Regions from separate parts of the Homo sapiens genome. Here region 1 is linked to region 2. Evidence: chromatin loops called from intact Hi-C (ENCODE). Cell type or tissue: right lobe of liver. All regions are shown on one strand. Each heading gives the region's core, and the rest is flanking DNA. Links, peaks and the distances in the headings are about the cores only. Region 1 has its middle 230 kb from the start of MIR4319. Region 2 holds the start of LOC105372089 (a long non-coding RNA gene).

Region 1 (15,500 bases), core at 3,317-11,316, 540 kb before region 2:
TAACTAATTTTAAAGTAGATATATCAAATCCACATGTATACCTAAATGAAGCCATTCACTATTTACCTAAAAATACATTAGCATTAAGGTAACAATACAAGTTCCATTTATGTTGTAGGAAAAGCCTTTTCTATTGAGATGGTTGGCTCTCATCTTAACTCAGCCCACTCAGGTATGGTTTTTGTCATTGGAGATTTTGTAGCCTTTGGGCATCAGCCTTTTAATTTTCTTTTTGTACAGAAAATGTATTGTTCTGTACATTGTGTTTTGACAGACTAAAGAATGTAGTGTACATTGAGTGTTTAGCACAGTGTCTGGCAAAGAGTAAGTGCTGAATAAAAGTCAACACTAGTGATTACAATGGCTATAAAGAAGGAGAAAAAAGCAGAGGAGGGAGAGAGCAGAAAGAAGAGAAGGAGAGTAAGAAGGAGGAAAGAGAAGGCAAGAAGGTAAGAAGAAAGAAGAGAAGAGGGTAGAATGGTGGAGAGATCAACATGACAATTAATTTGAATTAATTTGTAATTTTTTTCTTCTCCCTAAAAGTTAAAGAAGTCATCTGAAACAATGTGGAATTTGAAATACCTGCCTTGCACACTGCAGATCATTCTATTTTTCACCTTAAATTTTGTGCAGTTTTCTGTTTGGTCTAAGATTGGTTAGTTTTCCTATAGGCTAAAGAATAATGTGCTAAGAACTGAGCCCCCGGCTGAGACTGTGGGATTTAAAAGGGGGAGAAAGGTAAACAGCATTCCATCAAGTTGTACTTTGGGCACTGGGAAAATATGTTGGTTGTGCTGTCAAGAAATTGACTTTTTGGCTGCATGATAAAGGTGAACTCTGGCACTCCAAAACTGGATGGAAATCACAATAGCTCCTTCTAGAAAAGTCAAAGCAAAATAGAGACATTTTCTCTGGTGCTTCAGATCCGTAAGAACATTATCTGAAAAGAGAGATCACAACTCGGGAAAAGGGGAAAATAGGAAAACATTGCCTGTTGCCTTTAGTAATAAAATTTCACTTAGCAAATTTCCTAAGATTTTTGTCATTCTGGGCCTCAGTCTTTGTTTCTTTCATTTGTGTTAGAGAATATTTGAAGTTGTACTGAGAAAAAAATAGTAGTAGTGTTAATAAAGCCTAACATGAATGAATCACAGAATGCACAACAACACATTCCATATTCTATATCACGTTATGCTCAATACAACCCTATACATTGGTACCATATTACAGATGAGAAAACCAGGCTCAGAAATTTGAATGGTTTGGTTAAAGTTACACTAGCAGATGGCAGAGCAAAAACTCAAAACCAAGGGCAAGCTGAGGCCAATACCAATCTTGTGGTCCATGATGCTGTACTTAGATGACATTCAAAATGCCTGTGGCAGTGCCTGGCACACAGTAGGCATATGACAATACTCAGCTTTACTTTCTTTCAAAACAGCATTACGCTCTTGCCTAGGTTAGAGTGCAGTGGAGCAATCATCGCTCACTGCAGCCTCGAACTCCTGGGTTCAAGCAATCCTCCTGCCTCAGCCTACTGAATAGCTGGAACTACAGGTGCACACCCCCATGCCCATCTAAGTTTTAAATATTCATAGAGGCAGGGTCTCACTATGCTGTCCAGGCTGCTCTCAAACCCTTGGCTTCAGGCAGTCCTCCCAAAGTGCTGGGATTATAGGAATGAGCCAGCATGCCAGGCCACCTTTGTTTTATTTAAAGGAGTACTGCTTTTGGAGGGTTATCTCTTTCAGTAAAGTTCCATTTCAATCTGTACACAGTGTTGGAGAATATCAGGTGCAGAAAGTGATACCAACTTCAATCTATGGGTATGAAATACTCATTCTATCCTGGATGTTTCTGTCTTGCAGACCCTAGATCTTGGCATAAAAGCCTAGCATCCTTCCCTGGGCTCGAGCGACCATGATCTGGAGACAACAGTAGGGGTTGCCTACATGGATATTTGAGGAGGTAAGACATGCATTGGTGAGAAGGAACACTTCTGATGCTATCGGGCTTTCTCCATCCCATTTGTGGGCATTCATACTGACATAATCACATGGTATGCATAAAGTTGTAAAACTAGAGGAAAATTCTAAAGCTTGACCTTGTTTCCAGTAGATAATTTCCTGAGATATTAGAGGACTATATCAAGTGGAATCAGGAGCACTGGGCATGGTTGTGACCAATTAATTATTGCCTCAATAAGAGAGCATGTCCATCAGCTATACTTGCTGTTGAATAAATAGCTGTCTCGATTCTTTCCCTGCAGTCTCTTTTTATCTTCTTAATCTCGAAAAATAGGTTAGCAAGATGAATGAAGAAATCAAGGTCCACAGCAGTCCAAGGTTACACATTAGATTCTAACTAACTTGAAACCTAGGTTTCTGATTTCCCAGTCAAGAATAATCTTTAAGACATTTCTACAAATTCTAAAAGATTCTTTACTTGTTAAAAAAAAAAAGAAAAAGGAAGGGGTGATTCTAGTTACTTTAAAATGTTCAGAAAATGCAGCATTCTCTATCATCCTTTCAGAAATTAAAAATGTATATTTTACATAATAAAGTCTCATAAATCCTGCTGTAAATTTTTAAAACCTGATTTTACCTGTAATTTCTATACATTTTGACCACAGTTGTTGTTGTTGTTGTTGTTGTTGTTGTTTTGTTTTGAGACGGAGTCTCACTCTGTTGCCCAGGCTGGAGAGGAGGGGTGTGATCTCGGCTCACTGCAAGCTCCGCCTCCCGGGTTCATGCCATTCTGCTGCCTCAGCCTCCCGAGTAGCTAGGACTACAGGCGCCTGCCACCACCTGATTTTTTTTTTTTTTTTTTTGTATTTTTAATAGAGATGGGGTTTCACCGTGTTGGCCAGTGTGGTCTCGATCTACTGACCTCATGATCCGCCCGCCTCAGCCTCCCAAAGTGCTGGGATTACAGACGTGAGCCACCGTGCTCGGCCACAGTTGTTGTTGTTTTTTTTTTTTTTAAATGCCTGTTAATTTCCAGAGGCACCAGCATTCCTCAAAATCCATTTTTGATCATACATCTCAAAATGATTCAAAGCCAGTTCTGACAATGTTCCTTATTAATAATGATAGTAGAAATAATAATAATTTCTTTTTACTGGTATTTCTATGTTCATGCTACCTCATTCCATAATACTACCATATCTTTGCAACAGGTCTCCCAAACCCCTAACTTTTTCTATCTGATTGATTCTCCATGCTCCTACTAGATTTGTCTTCCCTAAGTACACTCACTCTGCCCTGTTTCTACTCTGTCATCCATCATGACACCCCACTCTTCTCAGTATAAAACCCAGCTTCTCAGTCTGCCATTTCAGTCTCTTTCTTTCTCTAGGTTCTCACTCCACTGCTCTGTAAGGCGGGCTCTTCAGTTTAACTAACGAGGCTTACTCTGATCCCTAGCCAGGGCACACACATTCCTGAGTCCCCTGCCTTTAACGTCTCTCCTTCTCCCTTCTTTCCACATGTGCAGGTGTGTTTCTCAACATATTGCACGTTCCTATGAAAGCAGAGGTGGACCCAGAGATGTTGTAACCACTATAGTTGGCCACCTGCGTTAACTCATAAGCTTGTCGTTAGCTCTTATGTCTCTCAGAAATGAACGTCCGCAAGCAGGGTCACTGTTGATGACTCAGCAACTCATATGGTTTTATTTCTTAACTTTATCACGACAAAGCTTTATTATTATAGAAGTTAGGCATACTTCAAAGAATTGTATTTGAGAAAAAAATATATATTTTAGTTCTGTATTTTAAACAATTTTATTGCAATTCTAGATCTCCAAGCCCAAATTTTTGTGTTGGTTATAGAAGTAGCTTTAGGTGCCCATGGGCTTGTGAGAAGTGCATATCTGTTCTCTAGGTGGTTACAGCTTTGTCATATAGAGGTAACTGCAGAAGCCTCAATGGATGTGAAGGCAGAGAGGCTGAGAGGACAATTCATAGTGAAAAGGTTTGGCTTTGGGTCCCAGTTTTATGGCTGACTCCTGAGTGATTTTGAGAAAATCCCCTTAACTTCCTGAGTAGCAGTTCCATCAGCTGTAAAATAGGAAGTCTAATATTTAAACTCATAGGGTTACTGTGGGAATTAACTTTGGTAATTGCTGTAAAAGCCTTGTCAATTATAAGGGGCTCTGCAAATGTTAGTTATTATTAAGAAAACATTCTGGGCATCTCTAGCTTTTTTTTAAAAAAAATGCAATACTAGAAGTATTTCTAACCACCCTAAACTAATTTCTATCGTGAAACGTGATTCCCCTATGTCTGTGTGTTTGCTCTATGACCCATCTCTAACTCTCTTCACATTACATTCGGCAGAGTCAACTTCTTAACAAAAAATTATTCTCTTTATTGTTTGAAGGCTGATGGTCAAGCTGTTGTTAGCAACCCAGTTAAGTATTATGACTGAAATTTCCATTTTAGATTCTGATTCCAACCTTAGATTTTCAACTGCTCACATGCCACACACCCATATGCACACACATTATTAGGTTTATTTTTCCCCTCCCCTTTTCTTCACTTTCCTTCCCCTCTTCCATCCCCTACGCTTTCTCTTTCTCTTTTTTCTTTCTCTCTTTCTCTCTCTTTTCCTCCCCCCTCCCTTTCCTTCCTTCCTTCTTTTCCCCTCCCTCTCCCTTTTCCTTCCTTTTCTCCCTTTCTTCCCCCTTTTTCCCTTCCTTCCTTCTCTCCCTCCTACCTTTCTCTTCTTTCCTTCATGTCTCCATCTCTCCCTTTCCTCCAACAAGAATCTATAAACATTCAAATAAGAAAATGCCACATGAATTTTTGACTAAAGTGTGATATTTTACTTCTACCCTGCCCTTGTCTACTTAAAATGCTTGCAAAGCCTCACCATTTTTTCTAGAGCACACAGATATGCTCTAGTAGTTAAAAAATGTACCTAAATGCATGTTGTTTACTATTAGGTACCAGAGTAAATGATATAGTTAATACATTATCTACTATGCAGAAAACTTGGATACTGATGAACATTCCCAGGCATTCCATGTCCTACTGGGGCAATACACATTCTCTGATAGGATGAGAATTATTGCCTCACTGGACCAGAATACTCTTGGAGTCCATATAAAGGCCCTTATTTCCACAATGGATTGAAAGACAACAGGTTCTGATTTTTGGGATATTTAGTTTGTAGACTGCTGATCTGTTAATGGATCAAGTCAGCACCCTGTAGGTATCCTTAGCTCTTGGTGTATGTAACCCCCTGTCCAGAGGCCTGAGTTGCAGAACTCCCCAAACTAGTACCTGCCTACCAGCCTTGTATGGCACTCAACTGCTCAGATTATTTTGTCTTTAAAATGTAGTTTCCTTAGAACATACACAGGGAAAGTAATATACCCTAGGAAATAATAAGAGATTTGCAATAGATGCTCAATTATAAAGGAGAAAGGCATACAAAAATATAATCATAGAATTTTCAAACTGGATGAAATGTAATAAAGTTATTTGCAAGTTATTGCACAGTAAGGCTAACCTCGCTGAATACCTTTAGGCAGTACTCGTTTTTAGGCCAAGTATCTCTGTGTGTGTGTGTGTGTACGTGTGTGTGTATGTGTATGTGTGTGTACTGAAATTTCTGGAGGGTCACTGTTAGGGCTTCTTTAATCAAATACCCTCATGTCACAAATGAAAAAGGAACCAGGAGAGGTGGGAAAGGTGAGCCAAGAATCTGATCTTTCAGATTTTCAGGATTACAGCCTTTCCACTACACCAACCTCAGGAAAGTATGTTCTCCAGTGACTGAGCTACAGGGGCTACATGGAACACTACGTGAAAAGGCCAAAAACTTGATTTCATCACCATCTGGTCTACTAGAACAATTATCTTGTAAATTTCAGTGTAAAGATCAACTCTGTTTTCAGTGACCACTATCTCACATAAACAGATGAAACAACACACTTTGCTCCTCTATTTTCATGGCCTATCCATCTCCACCGGCCTCTTCAAATCATCTTTTGGATTCACAGTACATTGAGAGCCTTATGCTAAATGCAGAGCTCTAGGCTGGAACTGGTGGACTGAATCATTACTCTCCTCTTTTCTTTGGGATCCCCCTCCCTCTTTCCATGCTGCTGTCCTCCTGCACTAGCATGGAAGGGGAGAGCAACAGATTCCTTTGTTGAAATCACAGGGATTCACATAGGGTAAATGCTCACTCTATATTTGTTGAATAAAAGAATGAATGGATTCCTGGATAGGTCCAGCCAGGGACCATTCTGTAAGGCCTTGTACTCTGAAGGATCCACAGAATCTTCAAGTTTATAATATGTGAAAAACAGAAAAGATTTCTAAAACCCACTAGGTTGGTTTGCTAGTGACAGGATTTTAGCTTCAATGCAAGCAGTGAAGTCTTGAGTGGTGTGTCTTTGAATTGCATCTACCCGATCTATTTTTCCATCAAGGGCTCTTAAGCACCACAACAACAATGACCTTTTCCCTACTACTGTGTTTAACCCCCAATGGTCCTCATTATACGGCTCGCTTCAACAAATGCTGATGTCCAGCTTTGTCTGCTCCTTCTATCCCCAGATAATTTAGAGTCGACTCTAATAAAATGTTTTGCAACTTACAGCATGAAGTCATTAAAGATCCTCTGTCAGGTAACTGATAAAATAACAGTCCAGCCCATCCTTCCCACACTGGCTTAAAGTTCATGCAACCTGTACTTGTATAAATTATACCTAAACCACCTTTGGCCTGCTGATTTGAGAATATCATCCATCATCCCTCAGTGGATGAATGGTGATACTAATCCCTGGCCCTGTATGCTGCCTGAAAGCTGGTGCTGCTAGGGGAAGGTCTGGGCCCCCATGCCATTAGGAGGCCCGCATGCTGGGGAAAAGAGTCTCAACACAGAGAGGTCCCTATGTCCAGCACCAAGTGGAAGCTCCAAGTTCTCACCTAGTTCCATACCATGGCCAGGCACATAATTGTGCCTTAATACTTACATTTCCTATGGAGGTGTTCTGAGCAAAGCTGAGGGAGCTGATACCCAAGGCAGGTATTTCCTCACTCAGCCAACTCTCCTCCTCCCTCTTTCTTCATACAAACTTCTCTCTTCATGCAACATTAGCATAGGTGGAGTGTGAGGCAGAGGAAAGTTTCTGGCAAGCAATGAGGTAAGTACCTTCTCTGGGAAAGTTTTTTTTTTTTTTTTTATCTCAGTGATAGGTTTAAAATTGGAAGCTGCTTTTAATTCGTGAAAATGCATTGGTTGAATTTGGCTCACTGATATAAAACCATGGCTTATATGTCCAATAAATCTTCCCTTGACATCAGCCAGTTAACCTGAATATAAGGCCATAAATTGTTAACTATCATTCTTTTATTGCTAATGCCAATGAGCACTTGGCTTTTTAGCCACAATGAATTTACAATACATGCATTACTCTTGAGAGTGTTATTTATAAGACAAAATAAGAATACATAGTCTCCATCATTGACTTTAAACCCACACTTATACTGAGTCTACATGCACTGATAAGCAATGTTCTCAGAGGTCATCAAATACCAACTCTCCATCAGACCAGTCAAAAGTTTCCACAGTCCACAGGGATCGCACAAGCCAGCTCTACAATCACACACGGTGATGTTGGAACAGACAATCAAGTAGACCCGAAGGTTTCCATTTAACGGCCATTCAGTACACCTAAGTGGCTGGAGTAGATGTTTGAGCTTTCTCCCATGTGAACAGATAGAGCTGTAAATATGTCCTCTTGTTCTCCTGACGGGAGCCTCAAGAGGTTGATTTTCATCTGTCCCAAATAAACTTGTTGGAACTCTTGGGGGATTCCTCTTAGATTTTTTTATTACCACTCTGGAATAATGTGCAAGTAATTATGCAACAGCCTACCCTTTGTTTGAATGAACATTATTAAATATACCACAATTATCACATATCATATATTCTATGTGCATACAAGCCCCTTAGGATAATGCATATTCCCAACCCCTACAGAAAAAAATGTGAATTATTAATATTCACTCTTCAAGCTCCGTAAAACTGACTCTCAGATCGTGGTACTAAACACTCACTGCTCTGGCACCTACACAGGCTGGTTGGAGAATTCATGCACTATAGTGTTTGACACACTCATTCTGTCAGGTGAAATACTGTAGGCAAGACTGCATAATTCATTAGGCTGATACAGCAAGGCTGAATAATTAGATCATCTCTTTGTACAAGGCTACATTTTATGATGATATTTTTAACACTATAATCTAAATTGGTGTTGGATTAGGGTATGGGGGTGCTGTTGAAAGTAAACTAATTAGAAATTGAAAGATGCCATATGTGAAATCACAGCTGTATTTCTCCATGCCACCAAAAGTAGGATCCCATCTTCAAAAGGCTTGCAAATTATCTATACTATTGGCTAACAAGCATGTCAGATATTTTAATAATAGGAAAATGATGATGTACATACACACACACAGTGTTGTATTTTTATTTCGGTAGGTGGGAAGGGAGATGAAAAGAAACTTAGAAACCGATAATTTCTCTCATGAGCAGGTGGAAAAGAAGGATTTCCAAACGTTAGCAAGAAGAAACAACATTAAAGAAAGAGCTAGGCCTTACCCCACAGTTCCGCCTGAACCTTGAAGTGATGGTTTTGAGAAGAGTAGTCAATATCACCTAGGAGATCACACTGGGTAAGAATGTGGAGTCCTTCTCAGGTGATCAAGGCAAAGAAGACAGCCGACTTTGAAGGCACATAGGTGTCCAGGGGCTTGTTTTCCTGGCTCACTCTCCTGGCTCACTCAGTCCTTCCCCACTCCTTAGTCCCTCAGCACTAACGTGGGTCTGTCATTTCAGGAGATTTGCTTTTGAAGTGCCTCTCCTCGGACTACTCTCATTAGCATCCCGTTCTCTTTCAATGGCCAAGTGATATGTGAGGACCTGATTATTTTGCCATTGGAGAATTTGCTTCTTAAGTAGCCAGACAACCCAACTCAGCGGCCCCAGCCAGAACCACTGGAACGGTGATTCTTCCTGTGACCACTCTGGTTCTGCTTGGTCTCCCCTCTGCCATATGGTTTCCTCCTTTTTTTTCTTTACACATTACTGAGAGGTTAAATTTTTACAAATCTTATTGTCTTTGAGCTGATGGAAGATAAGGAGGACTTGTACACCTGGCCTTCTCCAGGTGGAAAACTCCATTTGAGAAACTAATTGGCTATGTTAAATGTTGGTACATGAGCATACTTTATGATGAAACTCAGGTGGGAGAGGCAGGTTCAAAGAAGAGGTCAAGAGAACCACTTCCCATAGAATCTGATCCCCTTCTCTTTGAGAGAGAACCAGGCTGTAGTCCAGTTACACCACTATAGTAATTTCCAAACTGAAGTAACTTAAAACTAGAAGACTAGAACCCCAGACTTAATCATCCTCATTTCATTCTCCTCCTCTTTGCTATGATTATCACAAAACGAAACAAAAATAATATTTTACTCCCCAATGTTATGTTTGATAACATTGAGCAGAACGACTTGCATATATTTGCCTCAAACATTGGGTAAAAACTCAGACTCACTTGTATTCACTGTTTCCTTTGAACATCACATAATTGGTCCCTAGATTTCTCTGAAATCTTAGATTTTATTCTGAAAACCTTACATTAGCTATGACTTTATCCTAAGGATCAACTCCCTTTAAGCCTCAATATCTATTCCTTGCCTTTGGAAATGAAACTGTTTTTCCAAAGGCTCAGCATGCTGTCCTTTGGGCTTTTGCTATATCTATAGCAACCACTCTGTTGGGGAACCTTACAAATAAAACCAGACTTTGGAGTCTGGGCACACATAAAAGATAGGTTGCAACAATAAACATTTAAGTTTCTTTGTTTAAACCAGCAACAATAGCTTATTAATACCTGCTGAAGTATTGCCCTTAGTTCTGATTAAAGAAAAATAATTTTGTTTCTTGAAATTTAGTATATCTCCAAGTTAATTTGCTCTTGCATTTAAGAAATGTTCACTTGATAATTCATTATTAGACCCATTCTTAGAAGAGATGGGTGGTCTGAATTGCCAATTAAGGGTGAAATTCTGTGTTATCTCAGCTGAATTTCTTAATTTTCTTCAGGAGTTACATTTCTTCATTTTGAAAGTCTCCCCTTTCAAATAAATCTAATGATTTTATAAGGTCATTCACCCTATTCCTGTGAAACTGACAGGAGAAAAAGTACCAAATCTTTCATAAGTGAGAGTGAGTAAAGAAAATAATGTCCAGTCATGTTAGATTCAATGCCATATTTCCTTTTAGTCAATAATCTACTCACTAAAACAAACAAAGACTCCTTGGAGAAATGGCTGATTCTAAGGCTGAAACAGGAAATATACAAAATGAGCATAGAGAACCTTTCAATCCCAGAAAGCAAGAAGTATTTAATCACACACACACACACACACACACACTACACACATACATACATGGAGGTGTTAGATATGTCAAAGGAACACAAGAGCCAAGAGCTTCCAATGACCAAAGTTGAAACAACTTGAAAAATAAAGAAGTGAAGTAAAATAAATATCCATGAGTCCATACCGATATAAATGAGTTATTAAATAGATAAATGGGTAGAATAGTCAAATCTCCCATTCAGAACAATTCCAAATAATTGATGTGGATACTCAGCCCTCAAGAAGATAGAACATAACTCCCCACTCTTTAAGTGGGCTGGCTAAAATGACTACTTTCCAAAGAGTGCATACAGCATGCTCAGGGGAAAGGGGAGATTTCCTGACTAACACTACCTCAGACATCACAAATGATATCACCTTTTTGTATCCTTGATAGGAAATGATGAGAATAGCACTTTTTCTCTGTGGTCTTCCTTTAAAAAACCATAACACCACTCTACTCAGAATTAAAACATGAGACAAATTTACAGAATACCTCACCCATAATCCTAAAAACTGTTACGGTCATGGTCATCAAAAAATGGAAAGTCTGAGAAACTGTCATAGCCAAGAGAAGCCTAAAGAGACATAATGACTAAATGTAATGTGGTACCCTGGATAGGATCCTAGAAGAGAAGAGGTAAACACTAATAAAAGTATAATAATGAATCAAGATTTGTTTATTGATTATAATAAATATACCATACTGATAAAAGTTGTTAATAGAGGCAAGCAGGCATTGGGTATTTTGGAGGTCTAACTTTGCAATATTTCTATAAGTATAAAACTATTCTTTAAAAGTTTCTTTTTAAAAAAAGAAATCTACATATTGCATCCCAGGCAAAGCCTAAGTGCATGAAAACAATGGCATTCAACAGGTGTTTATTGAATGTGAAAAACTAAAATTTGTTCCTTAGTCTCTGTGAGTTTACCCAAAGTAACTTTCTACCCAAGGGTTCTTTAATACTAAAAATGACTTTGAGGGTAGAAATGGCATATGAAAAAAACAAATTCTATGGTAGAAAAATCAGAAATAATTTCTCAGCAATGAAAATATTGACATTACTTATACACACAGCAGAACTTTAAAATGGTGATGCTCATAAGAGACTAAACTTTATTTCAAAATACTTTCACATTTATTTGCCATTTCAAATTACTGCACTAATGTATTGATAAAGGTAAGGAAGGCATTAGTTTCTCCATTTTGAACATCAAAATCCTGGGGCAAAGAGACTCATGTTGAATGTATTTAAGGCAGAGAAGTGTTTCCTAATCTACATATTGACCACAATTAGGTTGTGGCTTAGGCAAGCTTATTCCATTTTCTTGGGTTTAGTTTTCCTGTCTGAAAAACGAAGGGTACTTCCACAGCAGAGAAAAGTTCATGTATAATCTTTCCCCCAACTCCAAACACAAAGAATGTAATACATTTATTTATATTTTAAAATAAAAAACTGCACGAAGTATTAAGAAAAAAATTCAAGGATCCCCAAAGAAAGAAAACCTATAGATATAGGCAGAGGTTAAAGCCCCATGGCCACCAGGGAGTTGAGACTAGCTCCATATGTATGGTCCAGCTAGGGTTCTTTAATGGGGATATGTGGACTCCTGATCGGACACAGACTGCACTTCACAGAGATTGGAACATCCCCTCTTGCCTGCCCAAGGTGGCTTCTAGGAACATGGTTTTTCCAAAACCTACTGCCAAAGTCAAGATTCTCACATGATCGTGGTTCCCAGGCTATTGAAGGTATGAGCATTGAGAATGGAATTGCCACCTTTTTATGAAAGGAAGACTTCAGCTTAGCTGCTAATATAAGGAGTCCTATGAATCCAGACAACCCATACAACCAAGAGGTTTGAGGTGACATCAAATGGCTTTACAGGAAGGAGCACAAGAGAAAACTTCCTAAGAGAAGAGTGAAACCAAAGAAATGAGAGGTTCCTATTCAAGGAAATAGAAATAATGGGAAAATCTGAAAATAAGTTTTAAAATGAGTATCTGTGAAATCCTCAAAGAAATTATAGATGGAAGTGAGAAACTCAACAATGAGTTAAATACTAGGCTGACACAATTAATGAAATTGTAAAATGAAAAAAGAACTGAACAAATTTTCCAGGATGAAGACAGAAAACATGATTTAAAAAAAATGACAGAGAAATTAACAGACTTGGAGGCTGAGAAGCAACAATATCTGTCTGATAAGAATTTTAGAAGAAAAAAATACAAATAATTGGGAAGAGGGTCTAAAAGAGTTAGGTAATAACTAAAATTTTCTAAAATTAAAGACACAGGAGCCTTCAGATTAGAAAAGCCTAATGTGTACACACAGCAGAAGGAATAAAAATAAACCCACATATGGACATTGCAATGAAGACACCATAAAATCCATCAATCTGGTTGGCAGCTTATTTTTCACTAATAAAAGAACCTGGTGAAAGTGTTATGTGAAAATAATTGTGAATGTATAATTTTATGCCTTCAAGAGTAATTGTAAAATGGTAAGACATCTTCAGACATTTAAGGACTAAGTTTAATACTATCAGATTCTCACTGCAAAAACTACTGTAGGGTATAATTCATCAGAAAAAATTAAATCCAGAAGAAGTGGGAATCAAGAAAATTGGTGCACAAAGAAACTAGGTATTGTGATGATAAAAATACATAGGTGTTTACTGTAAATAATTGAGAAAATATGCTTCTCTTTATCTTTAAAACATGTTGGAATTACAATTCCAGACAACAGTAGCAAGAAAATTAGAGTGAGGAGATCTAAGGGATATGAGGTATACTAAGGTCTTCCTTGGTGCATTTTGTTAAAAAAATTAGTAACAGCACAGATATGTTAAAAATTTGAGGGCAACCACTAAAACAATAGAAATAAAATGCCTAACTTACAAAGCTGTGTAAGAGAGAAAAGAGCAAAGAGAGGAAATTATACTGTATCAATTCAAAAGAGACTGTTAATGAGGGAAATAGAGAAGTAAAGCAAAAGTATATAGAGAACACAAAATAACATGGTAGAAATAAATCCAAATGTACATGGGGGAAGCAAGCTACAGAATAAGACTTTGTATATAGCATCGATGCCTATTATGCAAAATTTTAAAATCCTTAATAATTATAATAGGAACACATCATAAATGTGACCAACTAGATGCAATGTTTTAAATAGACTGAAAGAATCAAACTCATCAAACTCATGATAGTGGTTGAGTATTGGGTGAGGGGTCCAGGTAAACTTTATCTATGTGTTCATGATTTGTGTATTAAAAAAGAGACAATATAGCAAAATATTCATGATTATTAATTAGGGGTGAAAGAAGCCCAGGTATTATTAAACTTTTCCTTGCATACCTTATGTTTTTCTATTTTTAACAAAATATATTTGGACAGGATTATCATTCTATGTCTAATAATTCATTAACTCCAAAGCACCCAGGTAGCTATAGGCAGAACCAGGGCTAAGACCAATGCTTCCTAATTTCACATCCATGTTTTTTCTCTTATTATACCAATATTCTAGATATTCTGGTTATAATCAGTATAACTTATATTCAGGATAACTTGGTCTGTATGTTATCTACTCCCTAGGGGCCTTTAGAAATGACTTTTGAAAGTTCCTACGAGCTTTAGATTTTCATTTTTCCTTCTACTCTCAATGCCTAGATTGGCACCAATTTACCCTGGAGAGGTTCTTGTGAGCCTTAATTGAGAACCACAAAAGATAGCAAGATCTTTAAGTGAGTAGCTCTGAATAATTTCCCCAAACAGATCACTGCGGAATTTCATTTTCAACATGAATGGTCACACTTCAAGCAATGAATGAGACGCATTGTTCAGGGGGAAATGACGCACTCAATTCTGTAGTGCTGCTCAAGAGTCCTGGTTTGACTTAGGAGTGCGTCAGCATTTTCATTATAAACCCATCAGTGGGATGTAAGTTCCCAGAGGCTGCCTCTGAAATCAATTTGCTGAGTCACTGCTGAGAAGGGTTGGTGGGATAGAACCCACAAGACTGTCACAAACACAAATTCAACTTCTTCCAGGATGTCTTCTCTGACTATACTGCTCTTCACCTTCACCTGTTTTTGACCCCGAATATCTTCCTTGTTTATAGAGCTGGATAGCTTGAATATTATTGACTGATACTGATAGGCTCTCACTTCTCTTACTGGGTCACACTTTTTCCTCATCAGTTGGACAAAATCTGAACATAGAAGGTCTTTTATGTATCATGCAGCTCTCTATAGAGCCAAGTTAATGTTGCATACCACAGGTTTTTGAGATAGAACAGGTGAATGAGAAAGGTAACCAGTAATCTAAAATATAATTATGTATTTAGATACAAAGAAAATTCTCTCTTCATGGTCCTAGACTAACTCCCAGCTTAAGAGACTTAGTTGGAATGCACAATAGGCTGTTTTTTTCTGGAGTGTGGACATGATGGAAGATAAATGTGTGTGGCACATCCAAATCTATGTCTAATGTCTTTTGACACTGAAGAGCCGCTACCTTTTTCCTCCGGATTTCTGAAGCCAGCACATCCTTCGTAGTGATCCCAACATTAGTCCAAGTCTACCTTAGAGATGTCTTCCCCATTGGCTAATTCGTTTTCTGTGCTGCTAAACTCCTTTTGTAGTTACAGTATGCTGCATGCAGCTTAGCTCTTGTTTATATGTTGTCTTGGTCTGTGAGTTATTTCAAGGATATTAGTTCTATTCGCCAAGTAAATGGAAAAGCCCTTTGAGAACAGCCCCTAGCTCCAGGTATGAAACACAGTTTGAGAAGTTTGCTGACAACCTGCAAGGCACTAGAGAATTAACTCTGTATTGATTGATTGCTGTTGAGGGAAGACACAAAATTCACTCTTCTGGCTTGGGCTTCCTTCAAAGTCACAGTTGGTGGGTTGAGTTGGGGCACAGAGCACCTTCAGATGGTCTATAATCATGCTTCCCCACTCTCCTACAAAGGCAGCTGTCTGTTTTAAGAAATATTCCTCAATATCACCTTGAGGTTGGCAAGCTCAAAGCAGATTTTGACTTAGAGAAA
Region 2 (15,500 bases), core at 3,704-11,703:
TCACTCTGTTGGCATAGGAGCCAAAAAGAGATCTCAGAGGAATACCACAGAATCATGGAGGTTCTTCTTTCTCCCTAAAAATCCCACCCACATGGGCTGTAAGAGAAAAAGGGATGCACAGAAAGGTCATTGTAGGGATGGCTTGTTTACGTTAAAAGGGAATCTATTAAAAAGATAAAGGTGAACCTCCTAGAAGACAGATATCAGAAGTATAGTCAGGCCTCATGGGAATTGGGAAGTTGCCAGGCAGCTCCTCTGTCTCCCTCTCCAGGGCCATACTGACTCTTGCCTGCCTGTGTTTCTTTTTATCCATCTGGAGACAAATTTTCTTTGCAAGATTCTTGCTTTTGCTCCTATATAACTTTAGCTTACATCTGACTTTGGTTTTCCTAACCCTCCATGATAACCTCCAACTGTTTTGGCAATCTTTTCTGGAATACAGCTTCCTCATAGGAAAATATCTGATTGCCTTCAGTGCGTCAAAGGCACATTCCTGGTACCCATGGCTGAGGCCAAGAAGATGGTACCCCCGTGGCCCAGTAGCCCCAAGCACTTCTTCAGCAGGACTACAGGGAATGTGTCAAAGATGGGGCTGGCCCTCCAGGTCGATTTAGAATGAAGAGTAAAGACTCTCCGTGAATTTACATACTTGCAACACAAGGTCATCTTGTAACAGGAGAAGAATTTGGATTTGAAGTTAGACAGGTTTGAATTTGACTCACCCTGAGGAAAACTAGTCAAGCTACCTCTCTGCATTTTAGCTTCTTCATCTGAAAAAAATGAGCTTATAGATAGTAGCACCAACTCTTTAGAGTTTCAATGAGGATTAAATGCAGTTAAATGAAATAATGTATGAAAAGCACCTATGTGGCCAAGGTTATGTTAGGGGCTGTGAGAGTACAGGAGATACATAGCATATGTATTTGTCAATAAACGTTCATTAGAACTTAGTATATTTGACCTGAACTTGGTACTGCAAATATAAAAACTATGATGAAATGTTTTTCACCTTGATAACTTTTAGTTTTTTAAAGAGACTCATGCAATGTATGTGAACCCAATCTGTCATTCTACTGCTTTCATCTCTTAGTGTTTGAACCTGAAGAACAGAGGTTACTGCTTATTCTTAACCTCATACCCAAGGCCAGCTCTAGCTATTAGTAGCAGAAGAGTCCTCCATACACAGCCCTTCCCTTGTGATATGGTTTGGCTATGCTCCCACCCAAGTCTCATCTTGAATTGTATTAATAGTTCCCATAATCCCCATGTGTTGTAGGCGGGACCACGTGGGAGGTGATTAGATTATGGGGGCAGTTCCCCCATGCTGTTCTTTTGATAGTGAGTTCTCATGAGAGCTGATGGTTTCATAAGGGGCTTTCCTCCTCTTCACTCTGCACTTCTCTTTCCTGCCATGTGAAGAAGGATGTGTTTGCTTCCCTTTCTGCCATGATTGTAAGTTTCCTGAGGCCTCCCCAGCAATGAGGAACTGTGAGTTAATTAAACCTCTTTTCTTTGTAAATTACCCAGTCTCAGCTATTTCTTCACAGCAGTGTGAAAATGGACTAATATGCCTATCTCATGCAGCTTGCAATTTTGTCAGACAAGACGACATGTAAACAGTAAGAAAAAAATACAAGACATGATATGGAACTATATCTGCTATTGACTAATGTGAGTGTATAGAAGGGATTATCTTATAGGAAAGAGCTTAGGTGAGATGACCTATAAAGTGTTCTCTATCTATATGATACTATGAAGCTAAGAGATGGAAAGAAGAGAGAGATCCAAGTAAGCCACAGTTAAGATGCAAGCTTTTATGGACAACTTGAACTGCCTTGAAAAGAAGCAAAGGACATAGATAGAAAGGAACCTGGCTAGTCCTAGCTAGATCATTCAGGTTTACCATGGAGTATTTTAGAAACATGTGAAATTGTCAGCCTATTATTGCTAAATAGAGTTGGTTCTTAGTTTGGTGAACATCATATGAGCATTAGAGAGATCTGGGTAGAGGACAGTTTTTTAATGGTAGGAGGATGGCCATGGGAAAACATTAATTTGAGCTCTGCTTCCTGAACATTGGATTCATTTCAAACTCTGAAGTTGAAATCCACAGAGTCACTCTTTGTTCCTTGATAGTTATTTGCATCAGCGCACCTATCAAATATAGTACTGTGGATCTTGACACTAGATAGATCTTTAAAAATGTCATTTGGTTCAACCCCAGCTCCAAGTGATTCAATACAAGATCCATGGAACTGAACCAGTTGGGAAACTGAGACAAATTGAGGAAAGTTTTACACCCAGTAGTTGTTGGAACTGGGATTTAAAGCCCGGTAATTTGACTCCAGAGCCCATCCTCTTATCCATTGCTTCACATAGCCATTCTATTGCACGACTGCCTAGCCAGAAAGCAGCAAAGAGATACCTGGATGCTCCTTACATGGCCTCTTTAGTAAGTATTGAATAGGCTTGTTGATTTCAGCCTTCTAAACTAAACAAATCATTGAGACTTCAAATTAAAGAGCTGGCAGTTTGTTAGAGATCACTTGGACCAAAACAATTCATTTTCGTGATGAGAGAAAACTGAGAACCAGAAAGATAAGCATGCAGGTAATAAAGCCAGATTTAAAACTAGCACATTGGGCTGTAGTTTCAGAGTCCTTCCCATTGTATTCAGATGCCAGGGCTTGGTTACACTTTCTGCAGACCAATGCACACCAGGAAAAAGAAAACTAGGAACTAGGAGGTTCGGCAAATGGCCATCTCAGTGAGCCTTCAAAGGAGAGATATCTGGGCAGTATCTCTTTGAGAAAATAATTTGACATACACTTTGCAATTGTTCATTTTCCATTTAAACGGTGGTCCAAAGAAAACAAAATTGGGTTGAATGTTTCATTTAGACCAATATTCTCTCAGCCAATTACTTAAATTTTTGTCTTGTAATAATTGAAAGTAACAAAATGTTTCAGAGTAAAAGTAAAAGAAACAATATTTTGAGAGGTTAAAAACAAGCCGTAAGTATGAAATATGTATGAGGTATTTCTGAAAATGGTTGGCACACTTTTTGCAAAGAAAAATTAATAATTACAATGTCATATATTCATATTGAAAATGTAGGCTACATCCATCCTTAATATTATAAGCCACTGGACACAATGGTAGGGACTGTGGAATATACTATGAAAGGTAAGATTCCATCCTAGCCTGGGAGATACATTTAATCCAGATAGATGCTTAAATCCCTTAGTTTCAGGTCAGCAGAGAAGTTGATTGAAGATCCCTCTGAATTCAATAAAAAATGATGATTGAGTACAATAACTCACAACTTTGCTTATCCAGATCCTCAGTCAATTTTACCAAAGTCATATACACCTGGACATCTCCCATAGTATTATAAATGAATACATTTCCTTATGGACAATATTGTGGAAACCCATAATATTGTCTCTAATCACTCTGTATCATCCATTATTTAAAATTGGGGAAAAAAACTTGTATCTAAAAATAATTTTCATCAAGCCCTGTCTGACATTTTTTTCAACCGATTAAATTATATGTGTGTGTATATTCATTTTCATTTTATTCCTCAACTTCTCCACCGTCAGTTCCTTCTCTCTAAACAATGAGATGATGTGTATAAGACAGTAGAGCACAGTGTCTGACACATAAGATGGCAAGCAAATGAGAGTGGTTTCCACATCACCTGGATTATATTTATTTTTTGTATCATTTCATCAAGTCATTTAAAATTCTGTTTGTGGGCTAGGTGCCGTGGATCACTCTTATAATCCCAGCACTTCGGGAGGCCGAAGAAGCAGGATCATTTGAGCCCAGGAGTTTGAGACCGACCTGGACAACATAGGGAGACCCCATCTCTACAAAACATTTGTTTTTAATAGCTAGGCATGGTAGTACACACCTGTGGTCCTAGCTACTCGGGAGGCTGGGGTGAGAAGATTGCTTGAGCCTGGGAGGTATAGGCTGCTCTAACTTGTGACTGTGCCACTGCACTCCAGTCTGGGTGGCAGAGTGAGCTATCGTCTCTAATAATAATAATAATGATAATAATAAAATTCTGTTTATGGTGATGTAACAACTTTTAGATAGTATTACTATCTGTATCTAATGCTTTAACCACTGCAGCAACCTGTATATGGTTGCAGCATTGTGATGTATAACGCAATTACCTCTAACCAATATTCTCAAGTTTGAGAACAGAAAGGAAAAATAAAATGAACAAGCTAATAAAACTTAACTTTCTTAAACCTTCATGCATAAGATAAAATGTTGACTTGTTTGTGCATGCTAGTCTTTCAATAAGAATGCCTCTTTAATGAAAGTAGTGACTACGCCTTTTCTCTAGCATAATAAAACACAAGGCTGATAGAAGGCAATTATATTCCTTATCTTAGGATTTATATATTTATTAGTTGTGCCAGAGCAGGTGTGAAAAGAGTTGGAACTTAATGCTGTGTCTGTGAAGAAGGTGTGACAGACTTTGGGTAAAAGTCATGGCTGAAAGCCATGGGTCAGCAAGATAAGCAGGGCAAGCCTTCCCCCAGCGACACTAAGTTTAGACACAATGGAGATAAAGAGTCAAAGATAAAGTTGTGGGTGTGCCAATAAGCAGACAGGACACTGTGAGAGTAAATCTAGGGTGGCAACACCCTGCCACCAGCCTCTGGAAGACCTGCTCATGACCCCGGGAGAAGGAAGGAGATTGCAAGACTAAGGCAGGGACCTACATCTGGCAATGCGGATACAAGGCAAATCAGACCAATGGGAAATGATGGTCATAATAGAGATTACAGCAAATGGGGAGTTCTACGAATCCACAGAGGGGATGTCCAAGAAGGCATCTCTGTTTCTGAAACTTCAGTGGAGGGATCCTACTGGTCAGAGTGGAACCACTGTAGGGCAGTGAGTCATGTCCAATGATCAGTACAGAAATAGGCTATCCTGGCAGGAAATTAAATATTCAGCACCAGATCATGTTAGGCTGCTCCAACAAGACTTGCACAAACCAGTTTCTTTTTATCACCCTATTGGTTAAAAGGGAGATGAAAAGATTACTTAAAATTTTTCCTTAAATCAGATTGGTTTGAATGGGATTTAAGTTTATGTGGAAATCAGTCTGTCTATTGTGAAGAGGGAGGGAAGACACCAGCAGGAGAACTGAGGAGGCAGCATGAGAGATGCTGCTGAAAATGTCCTCATACATTGTAAAAACAGTTTCTCTTATCTACTCAGTAGCTTTTACTCAAGGTCTAGTTTTCAGTTAGTTAGCTAAATCTGTTAGCTTGGAAAAAAAATCAGAAGTATTGTATCTCTAGTATAAATACAAGTGTTCTGTCTTGCCCAGGGGATTTTAAGTGAAGGAGGGAAAGAAGCACTCTGCTTCAGTGATTTCAAAGTATTTATTGGATACTAACTACTACTAGGGATTTTCCTTGCCATAGATTTCTCCATGCCACAACTCATCCCTAACATTTGATACCTCCCCACAAACAAACATCTGCATAAACTATTTTCTGTATTTATCATCAAGCTTTCCCTGTAGTGCCTAGATCAGATACTTACCTGTTTAGCCCTTGTGATTCTGAAGAGGTACTGCAAGGAAGTCAAAATGTAAAGTACAAGATTCTCTCAAAAAGGAAGATGCACTGAGGGAAACCTGATATTCTACACTATTTCTTTCCTTAAGGCATTTGCTGATTCAGAAAACCCACATGGAGCAAGCGTCTGAAACAGCAGGTAGAAGGTAGAAGCTAAAAGGTAGAAAAGCTGAGCAGAGTTTGACAATATCAGAAGCTGAGAAGGAAAAAAAATGCACCATAGGGCTTTCAAGGCAGCTAGGACTTGAAGGGCCAAAGTCACAGAGAAGGAAAACACAAATGGGGTCCTACCTGGCCATACACACTAACATTCAGGAGACTCTGGCCTTGGGGGGGAAAGAGACCTAGAGAAGGGAAGCAGTTCAGCTGAAGACATACAGGAGTCCTGGCCAGAGGAGGCAACAACCGATTGGATCACCTTCTCAGGAGTAGTTACCAGATTATTTGCAAGCTCCAACCAGATCCTTCTCTACCGTGATCTCCCTCTACTCTGTTATTGAAATTCCCCAGCTCTCTGTATCACTCTACATGACTTTGCTGGCTAAGCAGAACTTGAGGTTAACACTAAGGGTAACTTATAGTAGGTTTTTAGTTATATGGAGAAATAAATAGATTTCTGTTTCCGGCTACAATGGAGTAACTTGCATTGTACCTACTCACCTGCTTAGAATAAAGCACATCTCTTCGAAGGCATTTGAGAACAATCAAGGAAGTCAAAACGTTAGGTGCCAGGATTCTCTCAAAAAGGAAAATGCATTGAGGAAAACCTGGTAGTCTTCACTATTTCTTTCCTCAAAGCATTTGCTGATTCAGAAAACTCACATAAAGCAAGAGTCTGAAAAACGAAGTAGAAAGTAGAAGCAAAAAGGTAGAAGAGCTGAGCAGAGTCTGATAATATCAGAAACTGAGAAGAAAAAAAAAATGCAGTTTAGGGCTTCCAAGGCAGCTAGGACTTGAAGGACCAAAGACACTGAGAAGAAAAACACAAATAATTAAACTCTTATACCGTTTTTCCTAGTGAGGAGTATGATGGTTCCCAAACAGGAGATTGAGAGGTCAAAGAGAAAACACACTAACAGGCTAAAAATCTAAACAGAGTTATTGTGCAGACAAAATATGTGAAAAAAAATTTATAGTTCAGGCTCCACCAAGAAAGAGGAGTTCTGATAAGTATTCCCAGGCTTTCATCTAAAATTCCTGAAGCCTTCATCTTAAAGGTAAGGGTAACCTAGAAACACAATGATCTCTGATCAAAATGGAATAGGCCTTAGAGTGATAGAAGTCCAGCTCCAAATCAGTTCAATATCTGACTAAATTAAGGTAAACTGCTCATAAAGATCAAAAATACATTTTTTCCAGATGAATGTGACATTGACCAGAACTTCTGTAATTTTTGTACATAATATCTAGCATTCAATCAATAGTACTAGGCATTACGAGTTCCCCAAGGTTAGGACTCATAGGAGAGGAATGAAAAGAGGTTTATTAATATGTACAAATACACAGTTAGATAAAAGAAAAAAGACCTAGTGTTCAATAGGTCAGTAGAGTGACTATAGTTTACAACAATCTATTGTACATTTTAAAGTAGCTAAAAGAGAATAATATGCATAAAGAAAAGACATATATTTGAATATACTAAATTATCACATATACTCTGAAAAGATGTACATCTATTCTGTGTCAAATTAAAAAACTTAAAAAGTTACTAAGCATTTAAAAAGATGAATAAAAGAAAAAAGAATAAAGCAGTAAAATGTTATCCAGATTTTGGAGTTATCAGTTACGGATTGTAAAATACCTGCTATTTACATATTTAGAAAAAGAGAAGTTGCAAAAGTTAACCAGATGCATACCTCTTATTAAAAAGAAAAGAAATAGAAATTCTAGAAGAAAAAACTCGGTGACAGAAAGTAAGGGTTTTATAAATGGGTTTATTGGCAGATTAAATACAATGAAAGAGAGGACTGGTAAACTGGCAGTTAGGACAATAAAATATATCCAGCCTCAAGCATAGACAAATGGAAAAACTGGAAAGATGTGCATGGCTCATGAACTATAAAGCATGATTTAACGTATTTCAAAGGATTAAAACATTTTAAAAGTCACAGAATGATCTCTGATCAAAATAAAATTAACTGGCCGGGCATGGTGGCTCACACCTGTAATGCCAGCATTTTGGGAGGCTGAAATAAGAAGATCGCTTGAGCCCAGGAATTCAAGACCAGCCTTGGCAATATAGGGAGACCCTGCTTTTACAAAAAAAAAAAAAAAAAAAAGAATAAATAAATAATATTAAATGTACCTAGTATGTACCCACAAAAATTAAAATTAAAAAATGGCATTAGCTATAAATTAGTATCAAAGAGGTAATCCATTAAAATCATAAAATCCCTATCTGGAATTAAGCAATGTACTTCTAAATAGTTCATGAGTCAAAGAAGAAATCACAATAAAAATCACGATGATAGATTATAACTAACTGAAATACAATATAATGAAACTTTGGCAATGCAGCTAAAGTCATGATTTGAATAAAACTTGTAGCCCTAACATATATAATGGAAAATTGTAGAAGCTAAAAAATCAATCAATCAATCATCTCATTATCAGTTTACAGAAGTTAGGAAAAAGAACAGCAAAATAAATCTATACAAGCAGAAGAAAGGAAATAATAAATATTTTAAATAATAGCAGAAATTAATTAAAAAGACAGTAAAGATACAATAAATTAATAAACCCAAAGACAATATTTTGTAAAAGGTTAAATAGTTTCTTAAACACTCATATGTAGGTACATGATTCACAAGTTTAAAATGACTTTACCAGCAAAATATAACTATTGTGTTCTTATCATTGACCTGCATACAGTCAAACATTTCTGAGCTGCTTCCAGTCATTGTTTAAATAAGTACAAAAAATTTTAAAATTTGGTGTTCTGCAATCAAATTTGTTTATGAGCCTATTTTTAATTATATATATTTGGGTTTGCATTTATATGTGTTACACAAGTAATATTCTTAAATGCATACATATACATATTTGTGATTAAGATTTCAATTTGATTCAGCAAATATTTTTGCATTTTCAATTTGCTAGGCACTGGAAGTAGAGCAGCAATGAAGACAGATGTAGTCCTGGCATTCCTCAAGCTTATAGTCTAATAGGAACGTCTACACTGAGAAAGAAAAAAAAGAAAAGAAGGAAGAAAAGAAGAAACCCTTCTCTGACACTTCATAGACAAAAAACAAGAGGAGATGATTATTTAAGTTCATCAGGTTTTTGTCTTTTATTTTTAACCCTATAATCCTCTCCTTTCTATTACCTGGTTAATTCAGATTAATTATTGATTTTGATTCTGTTTGGTCTACATGTCTCAGCTCTTTTCCACCATTATTTCACCCGATTCTGTACACTAAGCCTTATATAATTTTATATATTTCCCTAAAATATTTATTTGAATAATTTACGTGGTTCTCAAGGAAAGGGTTCTGAATGGAGTCATGGCTCTTAGGTGCATGACTCTTAGGTATTAGATGCAGACTGGGCATTAAAGAAGTATTTGTAACCGCGCATGGTGGCTCACGCCTGTAATCCCAGCACTTTGGGAGGCTGAGGCGGGAGGATCACGAGGTCAAGAGATTGAGACCATCCTGGCCAACATGGTGAAACTCCATCTCTACTAAAAATGTAAAAATTAGCTGGGTGTGGTTGTGTGTGCCTGTAGTCCCAGCTACTCAGGGGGCTGAGGCAGAAGAATCACTTGAACCCGGGAGGCGGAGGTTGTAATAAGATGAGAGTGCACCACTGCACTCCAGCCTGGCAACAGAGCAAGATTCTATCTCAAAAACAAAAAAAGAAAGAAAAGAAAAGAAATATTTGTATTAAATAAATATTTGAAATGACAGAAACTAAAAATGAAAAATGTTTGTCTTACACTGTGCAGCAGGGATATTGTAGCCGGATTAGACTTACTCTTCTTTTTATGCCATTGCTTAATATTCTATGTCCCTTCCCTGGTCTTTTCTTCCTCTTCTCTGCCTACTTATGAATGTCAGCATTTTCAGGGGCCTTCCTCAACCCTCAACTCCTCCCAGAAGCCTACTGCTGAAGACTACAGTAAAACCTGTATCCTCTGAAGAACCACTGCACATCCCATTTCTATCACTCATTGGCTCTTCTGGTTTCCCACCTGTATCTCTCGATATCTTTCCCCACATGCATGTCTTGTCTCTTGAGTAGAAACCCATCAGCAAGGAGATGTCTGTTATAGATGCTATGAAAAATACAAACAAAGCACACACCTTCTCACCCATCCACATGCACACATTGAGCTTTGATGGCTTCTCTTCCAGTTTTTGCCTAATTCTTAATAGAGCTTGTGGTAAATAACCTGATGTCAATTCACTCATTCTTCCCCCAAAATAATAGAATTTCCACATTTTTTATGAATACTGGGAATAAAGATTACACTTCCAGCCTCCTCTGCACCAAGTCATGGCCGAATGATTCCGGCCAATGTCATGATAGTAAAAGTGGTATATACAATTTCAGGAAATGCCTTTCCTGACATTTCTTTTCTCCATACTAACACAGTACCTAGAATGCAGTTGCTGCCACTTGGACCAAGAGATTGAGACTATGCACTAAAGGAGCATGGTATCTCAGAGTACTATGTCAGTCCAGGATCATCTACCCATATTTTACATAAAAAATCAACGCTCTTGTAGTTTCTAACTGTTAGGTTAGAATTTTCTTCACTTACTTTCACTCTCTGACCTACTCCTAACTAATCAAGGCTCTTCAACAGGATATAATGTTAATATTCCTGTGGCTCAATAAACTAATAGTGTAGTAATAATGACCACATTATGCAGAGTAAGTAAGGTTTCATTGTGCTTGAATTCCAAAGTCAATACACATTACATACTTTTGATTGGTTCTTAAGGAGAATTTATATTACTATATGGCCCTTCCTAGCCAAACTTATCTGCCTCATTAAGTGAAATGAGTATCCATAGACTGATTTTATTGTGTTATGACATTGTTACCAGAGGTTTCCTGTTAAAATATTAGTTTGTACCTGAAATGAAAATCTGAAGCTTACACATTTATGGTTAACACCTCAAAGGGTGTAAAATTGGCAAATAGGGAACATCGATTTTAGTTTTTGTTCTACAGTAAAGTTTTAGTTCTAGAGCAAAGATCATCAATAGGTGAAAACTTTTGCCTTAATGATTATTCTATGTGCAAATCATGAGTTAATCTTCAGTGTTCCAGGCAAAACCAGGTTAAATTATTTTTTTTTCAGGCAACATGAGACCCATTCCTGAGCCCTCCAAGATCTGCCAGGAGTTATAGCACTTTCCAAGGCTCCATGCTTTTAAATAGCCTCTTTCTTCAGATAATATTTTTCTACTTTCTGGTTTTTTCCCCCTGAGTTTAAAGTGTTCTGCTTTTTAGGGGAAAACTAGTAATTGCCTTAATTAATTCAACTTAGACTATTAATGGACTGCCCTGTATATATGTAAGGGTGTTAATTTCTTCCTCTCATTGCATGTACCCTACAGTGGGAATGGCACCTGCCCTGTCCTACTCTGGTTACTAGGGAAGTAACAGACTCCTTGGAAAAAACAACGTTGAGATGGAGAGGGAAGGGGTGAAACTGGGAAATGCTAAATCTGAATTCAGAGTATCTGGCCTCATCATTCAGGTAACACACTGATCTTTGTGAATCCTTAGGAAGGGGAAAATAATTGGAAGTCATCTAACTGTAGTCCTGAACAGAGCAAAAAGGCCTCTGGAGACCCCTGGCTGACTTGGATTTATCATTTAACAAACTCAGAATGTCTTAGGTGGAGGTTAAGTAGTCTTTGAAAGTGATGGGGAAGATGGATTTGTGCTGAACCTCTTCTACCATTTACATTTTGTGTTTTAACCTCACAGATATTTTAAGGAATAAAGGAAGTTGACGGGTGGAAATCTGAAGGTGAATTAAATAATTGGAAGTTATGATGAATTGCCATTCCATCTGTGTATTGCCTTTAATCTCTGGGTGAGTATCATACAACCTTTATGGAGACTAACTAAAAGAAAAGCATTTTTGGCCAGGTGTGGTGGCTCACACCTGCAATCCCAGCACTTTGGGAGGCCGAGGCGGGTGGATCACCTGAGGTCAGGAGATCGAGACCAGCCTGGCCAACATGGTGAAACTTCGTCTCTACTAAAATTACAAAAACAATAGTTGGGCATGGTGGTGGACGCCTGTAATCCTAGCTACTTGGGAGGCTGAGGCAGGAGAATCGCTTCAATCCTGGAGGCAGAGGTTGCAGTCAGCCAAGATTATGCCACTGAGCTCAACCCTGGGCGACAGAGTGAGACTCGGTCTCAAAAAAAAAGCATCTTTTGAATTTCCACAGACTCATTTGCATCTTAGAAATAACTTGGCATAATAATAAAAAGACGTTCTTCAGGGCCATGTAGACCCAAATGTCAATATTAGCTTTGTCCCTTTGCTAACAGTATGACCACAAGCCCATTATGTAAAAATTTGGGGAGTCAGTTTCTCTTTCTGTAAATACATATCTGTCTTCATCGTTATTATAAAGTTTACATAATATAGACAAAACATTTCTAGCACATTGTTAATTTCCAATGCTATTATAATGTTAGAATCTCAGCCAAAAGCCGTTTGGAGCAGGTATAGAGTGCTCCCTTTATTTTATCACCAACCCAATAGCCAGGGATATGCAAAGACACTGGTATGATGTTAGGAGTTTTCACCACAGTTCTGAGGCTGGAACATCCAACATCATTATCTTGAAACCCAGAATTGTGGTGAAGGCAGACGTCTCTCCGGGTACATCTAAGGCTCGCCTTGGTGAATAATAGCATAGATAGTCTCATGGGGTTTCATGTGTCCTATAATTCTTTGCACAGCAAGCTTTTGTCTTTGTTATTTTATTCCAGCCACTGCAGCAGATCTGACCCAATTTAGCTGTTACTATATCCTTTCTGCAAAAAAATGAATCTCAGAGAAGGCCAGGGCTGTTGCATGACTTCCATAACTCACTGCATGTTTGCCTGCCATTTCCCAGCTCATGAGCATCTGTGGAGCCAAGTTTTATCCGGGCCCTTTCAGTAACTAGTTTGGGTTGGATTTCTGGGTTCTTTTATCTACGGCTTTCACCATCTGGCAAAAGAAGCTGACTAAGTGTTAGTTGCAACAAGTGGTTGCCTATTTAGTGTGATATGCGGGTGCTACCAAAGAGTTCTCGGTTGGGTTCCACAATGGCTATTTCCATTGCATCAAGCCTTACAGCTCCAGAAGGCATCTCACAGCTAAAACATACAGATCACCCAGGAGAGAAGAAAGGTTGGTGTGATTTGCACATTTGTATCCATTAATCAACATGTTGGCACAAATTGGTTACCAGAGTAGCTGGCTGTATTCTTGGAAATCTGGAAACCAAGCCTGGAGGGGAAAGAACAGAACACAAGGCTTCAGTGGTTAGATAAGGGCAGACAGCAAGGAAAGCTTTTGGGTTTTCAAGTCCAGTCCTGGGTGAGTCTGCTGTGGGACACATGGAGGAACCAGTATCAGCATCAGGGAACTGATTTGTGGAGGATAGGACCCTAAAGACACCAAGGTGTCTAATGATGGGTAGGAATATGGATGAATGTTCTTTTCTTCTTTGTACTTTTCAAATTCTTTAAATATATGTGATGTGACAAATGTCATGAGAAAAATATTAACCATACAGGAATTTTAAAGATTGAAATTCTATGATTCCATGCCTGACATTTCATGGTTGAAAGGAGCAACTAAGTGATCATTACAAGTATGGTTACAGCCCATGTAGGGTTTGATGCCTTCTTCATGGTTTTCTTGTTACAGTCACTTTATTTTATTGCCTCTCTGACTTATTGTGTATGTCCATCATCCCACTTTTCACCCCTAAGATCCCACTTTAGCATGACTCCTTCACTCTACCTTCTCTAGTGGCATTCATGATACAATTGTGGCTATTTAATTAAAAGACTATTCACAGAACATTTCTTTTTCCAAGGAGAAAATGCCTATGTCTATTAATGGAAGCCAATCCTTAACCAAATGTTAGTGATTCAATGCAGTTAGGACCCTCAAGTCAGAAATTTATAGGTAACTGATTTAGTTCCTCAGTATCTTTTTGCTCTGTATAGACACAAGTTGTCTGAACCACCTTGATCCAATAATTCTGGGAATAAATAAATTTGATCAGACTTGACTAGTGTAGCTGTCTACATAGATCCAAGGCTCCTTTTTCCTTTCAGCAGCAGTTGCCTGAGGCTGAGTTTCTGACTGGCAGTGGTTTGGTCAACCATGTCATTTCAGCCAGCTTCAAGCTGAATTCAAGTAGCACAAGCCAAAATGATCAATTAAGTCAGGATACCCAAGACATGAACTAGACTTTCAGCTTGGACACCATAAATCTAGACTTCTCAGGTCCTTAGTTATGTCATCTAGAAAATGAGGATAAAGGTTTTAGCCTAGTTAATTAACTCAAGCTACTATCAGGATAAAATTAGGTTGTAAATATTGCAATCCTCTGAAAGTTAAAGTGCTGTATACATGAGCAGCACTTTCATTAACAGACTGACCACTGCATAATCCAATTAGTTCAGTCAAGATTTAACCAGGCCTCAGAAGGAGAGAGCATGTTACCGTGTGAGAACAGCCTGCTTAAGGGCCATCCCTGGCATCCAATTTGCCACTTTTTCCTGTTTTTACTCTCGTTTAGCCCTAGAAACACTGCAAGTGATTTCCATGTGATTTAGGAAAGTAATGGAGCAAAGAGACTATCTGTAAACATAAAGAATACAATGGGAAACATTATGTGTGTATATAAAGAAAGAGAAATAAAACCAGGCAAAAAAAACTTTATCGCTTGTCTCAGAAGAATTATAAAATTAGTGGATGAAGGGCATGTTGTTACTTTTTTATATTTGCATTTTGCCAGTGAAAATCCTCATGATATTTTTACTGTACTTGTAGTCTGGCTCTTCTACCTGCCACATGAATTGAAAACTGAGTTTTTGGAGCCGGGGATTTCTGGAAGATGTGGAATGGGAGAAAGCCTGAGGTGGTGATAAGCCAGCAGCTTTCCCTGGTGCAAAGCTGAGCAGGTGCACAGCATCAGGCCTGATTTGGGCTGCTCACATCCAAGCTTCAGACTCTCTTAAGATGCTTTTCTGGGGAACACATTCTTCACTCTCCACTCCCTTCATCTGTACTTCATTGTAAAAAAGGAAGTTAAACCAAAACGAAATAAATGTTAAGATAGAACCTCAGGATTCTAACCATGATACTTTTGCTTTACTGCTCTGATGTGATCATTCTAATGCTTTTGAAAGATTCATGTATTGATGTTTGATCTATATTTGAAGGAATTTGCTTCTACATTGCAAAGTTGGTTAATTTGTTTATCCAGTTTGCTATGGATGGAATTAAGCGCCCCCTTCCAATACCCACATTGAAGCTCTAATCCCTATTGTGACTATATCTGGGCATAGGGCTTTCAGGAGGTAATTGAGGTTACACGAGAACATAATGGTGGAGCCCTAATCTGATAGGGTTGGTGGACTTCTACGTAGAGGAAGAGCCAGAAATGTCTTCTTCCCTCTCTTTCCGCCACATGAGGACACAGTGAGAAGCTGGCTGCCTGCAAGTCAGGATGAGAGCCCTTATCAGACATCCAATTCACCACCACACTGATCTTGGATTTACCAGCCTCTAAAACTGTGAGAAAATAAATTTCTGTTGGTAAAACCGTCCAGTCTTGTTTTGGCATCCCAGGTTTACTAATATGTAATTTCCTGGGACCATTTATTCTCAATTTAGGATGA

Evidence for each region. Hi-C counts contacts between places; a loop is a spot of excess contacts. Peaks named below come from ENCODE experiments on the same cell type or tissue, not always from the same donor. Only the 100,000 strongest peaks of a DNase experiment are listed, where the experiment ranks them.
Region 1: a loop joins it to region 2, with 2.6 times the contacts of the local background. A loop is called at or near these places in 52 of 110 quality-filtered maps.

The regions. Positions count from the first base shown.
Region 1 is chr18:45,196,511-45,212,010 of GRCh38, reverse strand. It overlaps a transcript of SLC14A2 not described here. Among named protein-coding and RNA genes, the nearest start is that of MIR4319, 230 kb to the right of the region's middle. In right lobe of liver, for the core only: no CTCF peak of the experiment used is centred there; no DNase peak of the experiment used is centred there.
Region 2 is chr18:44,657,894-44,673,393 of GRCh38, reverse strand. LOC105372089 (a long non-coding RNA gene) reads left to right here and starts at 8,736. Exons shown (of 4, transcript XR_935417.3): 1 at 8,736-8,893; 2 at 11,186-11,328; 3 at 11,562-11,670; 4 at 14,650-14,945. In right lobe of liver, for the core only: no CTCF peak of the experiment used is centred there; no DNase peak of the experiment used is centred there.